Linked DNA regions of Homo sapiens: region 2 is linked to region 1. Evidence: read pairs that join two places in POLR2A ChIA-PET (ENCODE). Cell type or tissue: PC-9. All regions are shown on one strand.

Region 1 (2,500 bases):
AGTGTTAAAATGCCTCCTTCATAACCTGAGACTTACTTTCATTTTCTAGGTGCTGGAGAATCTGGTAAAAGCACCATTGTGAAGCAGATGAGGATCCTGCATGTTAATGGGTTTAATGGAGAGTAAGTGTCAAATCTGTGCAGGGGGGCACCAAGTAAGAGGAACAGACTTTATACTAACCTTTAGGAAGTATAGGTGGGCTTTGGGGGCTGGGCAGCCAGTTTTCACTTAATTTTTCCTGATTTACATATTAGAAAATCCTGGGAAGGGCTCTTTAGGGTCCCTCACCCCCCACCCCCTTGGATCTTTGGTGCAACAAATACTACTGATGAAAGCACCAGTGTTTGTGACAAACATCTCCCTATCCCAAGAAAATCGTGCCTGGTTGCAGGGGACGCTTGACAGCACTTGGCCCCGTGACAGCCCCTCTCCGGGCCAGGTCCCTGCCACAGTCTTCGGACATCACTGCAGTGTCTTCAACGTGGCTTTGGCCGCCCCCTCGTCCGGCCCACGCTGATCACTGCAAATTCACCCCACCCCACCTCACGCAGATTTCAATGTAATGAACCAACACAGGATGTTTTAAACTATTAGGGAAACATTGTTTCCATAATATTCTCACCAGAAACAGATGTGGAAGTGGCAGCCCGTGTTTACAGTTTCTCATTTTTTTTGTCCCCCTTTAAATTACCATTATGGGTAAATCATTGTTTCCCTTTAAAACAAAAAACAAATCAGTACCCCTGCCTACAGAAAAGAAGAGGGAACATTTATTTAAAGGATGGAAAGACTGGGAGTTAGGCACTCCCAGCCTCACTGAGGGGCATTTTTGCCTTTGAGAAGTCCTCCCAGGTATCCTGGTATAGCACAATGTGGCAATCCGTAGTGGGAATGAAGATTAAACAGGAGAGACTTTGTATTAGACCTGTGAGACGAGTTAGGAAGCCCTGCCTGGCATGGGGAATGCAAACAGGGAACATTCAATAAATCGGGGAACTTGCTTTTCTCCCCAAGACCCCAGATGGGGCCTACCCATCGTTCTCGTGTAACAAAACGTGTAAAAAAAAAAAAAGAAAAAGAAAAAACAAAACAAAAAAACTAAGTTGACCAGTCTGTTTTCACTGGTATGAGAGCATTAACCGCACTAGATTTCAAGCACCTGAAGGCACTAGTTTGTAATTACTAGCTGGTTGGCACAGTCCTGTTCCCTTTCTTAAACTTGGATTCGATTGAAAATTTAACCTTGAGTTGCTTCAGCTTCCATTTCAAAAGGGGAGTTGGAGTCAAGGTGGTAGCGTTTAATTATACCAACCACCCCCCAAAAAAACAAACAAAACAAACAAAAAAACCTTTACTAGTCACTAAGCATCCAGGAAACAAAGGTGAACTTTTTCACCTTTCAGAGCAAGGCAGGCAGCTCCTTATAGAGAATTCTAGAATTTGTTAGATCAAATAATTGTTTAGAGAAGGATGACATCACCCATACGAATAGTCCTGTTAGTTGAGGATGCTTTTTCTACTTTAACCCTGAATTCAGAAGGATTGGTTGGGATGCACAGGGGGCTTCTTCACTCATCTGATTATGACTCTCAATGGGTTATCAACATGCACATACGTGCTATTGAGTAAGTCAGCATCACTTGTCACCAACCAATTCCGAAATTAATTCTTGACACACCCCTCGATAAAGCCCTGCCAGCGGAGACTGCCATCCTGACAATAAATAAATAACCCTGAGACAGACTTCCAACCATGAATCTGTCATTTGAAGAAAAATCTTGCATAAATTTTCCCCCTGCAACTTGCAGGAGTACTTACTTATTCATGAGAGTAGTTAAGCAAAAATAATTTGACCATGTATCCTCTAGATAAATATTTTGATGAAAACTGGACATGGCTAGCATTTTTCAAAGATGCAGCAGCCACTGTTTACCTTAGCTTGAGTCGGATGGAAGCTAAGTCACCTTTGAAATAAATTACTGACAGCTTCATTACAGATTGCCCTAAAATTTAAAAATTTTTATAGAAAGGATTCTCCTCCCTAAGCGAGCCAGCCTGTAACACCAGGCAAGGGTTTTAAACCAGAACTTCTCTTTTCTGTTTTCTTTTTGGAAAGAGGAAGCAACATTCCCAGTTTGCCTTCTTTGCAGACAAGGGCACAGATACGTTAAATTTAGCCTGTGAGAGGGTTTACAGGGGTATTCCTCATGGGAGCCTAGATACCTTATTTTTATCTCATCCAACTGCCTCCTTTTTTCTTTTTCCTCACTGCGGTATTGCAACAAAAGCTATTTCCTTCTTAACTAGGAATTCCCTATGAGACAGTGACATCTGTCCCTAAAGGGTGGTCTGGGTGGTACAGGGTTCTTCCTCCCTGATCTTGCGTTTTGTTAGGGCTCGGCTGAGCTATTAAATTTGCCTTAACTCTCTGCGGGCTGCCATGCTGATTACATTTTTAAGAGTAAGATAATACTGATTTGACCTTCAGAAATACAGAGGT
Region 2 (2,500 bases), 170 kb after region 1:
CATTTTATTACAGCAGTGAGATTCTGGGTGAATTTAAAAAATTCCTTTTATGATGTGAAAATATTGTGTTAGCAATAAAATAACAACTACCAGAAAGAAAATGGCTGCTGTGCAGAGAGAAAAATAGATGAATTTATTAAATTTTTTTGGTTGAAGTATAACTTACAAATGGTAAAGTGCACCTAAATGTACACTCAATGAATTTTCCCATATACACACCTGCCTAAATGTACACTCAGCTAATTTTTCCATATGTGCACACCTGCCTAAATGTACATTCAATGAAGTTTTCCATATGTATACACCTGCCTAAATGTACACTCGATGAATTTTTACGTATATATACACCTGCTTAACCTCCACCCAATTCAAGTTATAGGACATTAAAAATGGGTGATTTTAAGTGGGAGAAAATAGCTTTGGTGTATGTTGTGAGGGTGGACATAAAATCAATAGACAGTATTATTTTGCAAAAAATATCAGTCTTCCTAATGTGAAGATAAAATGTTAGAATACATTAAAACAGCAGAGAATGTAAGGCCCATTTTTAGAGGGAGTTCAGAAGTTGATAGATTATCCGAGGAAAACAAAGTGAACAGACTTTTTTCCCCCTTTTTATACTAAACGGCCCAAATGGAGGAAAATCACTTTCAAATGATTACATATAATATGCATAACGACAAATCCGACACTGCCAAAATCATATGCACAACCTCAGTTTTCCTTCCGGCAAGATAAACAAATCGACACCGATAAATCTGAGTGGAAACAGGGCTGTCAAATGTTATCTTCCGGACTTGGGATTAGAAACAAGGGGAATGTCGCAGAAGTCATTTGGCACCAGGAGGGCTGTGCATGCCCTTGTCTCTCTGCCTCATCCTTTGCTGCACTTTCCTCCAATACGTGAGTACATATGTATATATTTCTCTCACAGCCCCTCCTAATTCCCAAACCACAAACACCGAAGCCTTATATAATTTCACTGTGATTTCTTTTCTGTTTTTGATTTATCTGAAGTGTTGCTTGACTGCTTTATCTTTCTCTACACAGCCTCTTAAATTGCTTCAGCAGATCTAACCTCTCCAGAGACCGGAGACAGGCACAAAGCTTTACGCCGGACACTGCCAGGCCCACGTCCGTGTGGGCGTTGAATGGATGCTACGTGATGGCAGAATGAGTCACTGAGATTTAGGCGGAGAGTTTGGAGGAAGGTGCTAATGAAAAGGGCTCTGGTGCTGCAGGAGACATACGCAGGTCAGGAATAATGACGTCAGCCCGGAGCCAGTGTTTAAAAATAGTGAAGCTCTTCTATGAATCAAAATGATTCTATGGGGAAAAAACTAAACTGGTGATGGAAGGTTATATTGCTTTGTAAAAGAAAAAGTAATTTATGCTCGACTTCAAGAAAAGCAAAAGTTACAAATCAAAATAAACTCAGAAGTGCTTGAAGTAGGCAGAAACTCATCAAAACAGTTGGAGTGAACTTACCATGTTCTGTACACTAACTAAAGAAAATTGCTAGGGGATAGTGAATAGCAAAGATGCCTGGCTTCCTTCCCTATCGCAGTCACCTCTGCAAGTAGGATTACCAGCTTCTGCTTTGTGACAGCTTTTGCTGTTTCTGATGGGTCCTTATGCTGAGGGTACAGTCGACAGACCATTCACTGCTGAAGCTGTCAGAATTAACCCCAAAGAAAAACGGAGCTGAATAGGCTTTATGATTACATAACATGCCTAGACTTGACCAGCCCAGGCTGTTTGTTTATATATGTCTGGCATGCCAGATTCGACCTGGCTTAAGTGGTACCTGCTTTAATTAATTTAATTGGTTTTCTTTTCTTGATGGAAAATAGAAAGATATTTAACTACTCCAAAATCTCTTCCCTACCCCATGAAAGCCTTTGTAAATTCTATTTGATGAGGTGGTTAAGTTATTCAGTGAATGATTCTATGCAAGCATATACTCACAAAAATAATATTTAAACAATACTATAGCTGACATGGAATAAATACCAAATAACTAGTCAGACCACATCTGTACTTTTACAGTTGATCTTAGCCAAAGGCTAAGAAGCAATGCACCTCTGTACTTCTAAATACAAAATCAATTCTGCAACATAAAAACATTCACCTATGGGAATTGGGATTTTGGCTTTCTTTTAGTAATTCATAAGCTTGTGGTAATAAGTATAAAAACAGGAATTACCAACTGAGTAAAAATTTTTCTATCTATAAAAACTAAGCAAAGCCAATAATTAAATACTGTAGTTTTTGAAAGTTTAGTTTTAAAATTTGTCTTTTTATAAAATTAGCCGTGATATATATTTTTAAATGACTAAATAGTACAGCAGGCTAGAGATCTTATTTATTTATTTATTTTTTTGGAGACAGAGTCTTGCTCTGTTGCCCAGGCTGGAGTGCAGTGGCACGATCTCGGCTCACTGTAACCTCTGCCTCCCAGGTTCAAGCGATTCTCTTGCCTCAGCCTCCCTAGTAGCTG

Evidence for each region. ChIA-PET counts read pairs that join two places held together with the same protein. Peaks named below come from ENCODE experiments on the same cell type or tissue, not always from the same donor. Only the 100,000 strongest peaks of a DNase experiment are listed, where the experiment ranks them.
Region 2: POLR2A ChIA-PET joins it to region 1 with 7 read pairs; 2 of 35 experiments call an interaction of 5 or more read pairs at or near these places.

What each region holds. Positions count from the first base shown.
Region 1 is chr20:58,895,563-58,898,062 of GRCh38, forward strand. GNAS (GNAS complex locus) reads left to right here. Exons shown (of 13, transcript NM_000516.7): 2 at 50-122. Among named protein-coding and RNA genes, the nearest start is that of GNAS, 5.4 kb to the left of the region's middle. RefSeq lists enhancers at 1-415, 416-1,009. In PC-9, no CTCF peak of the experiment used is centred here; no DNase peak of the experiment used is centred here.
Region 2 is chr20:59,062,737-59,065,236 of GRCh38, forward strand. LOC124904943 (a long non-coding RNA gene) reads left to right here and starts at 714. Exons shown (of 2, transcript XR_007067680.1): 1 at 714-903; 2 at 1,051-1,470. RefSeq lists an enhancer at 713-1,912. In PC-9, no CTCF peak of the experiment used is centred here; a DNase peak (open chromatin) is centred at 1,195; H3K4me3 peaks cover 651 bases; H3K27ac peaks cover 472 bases.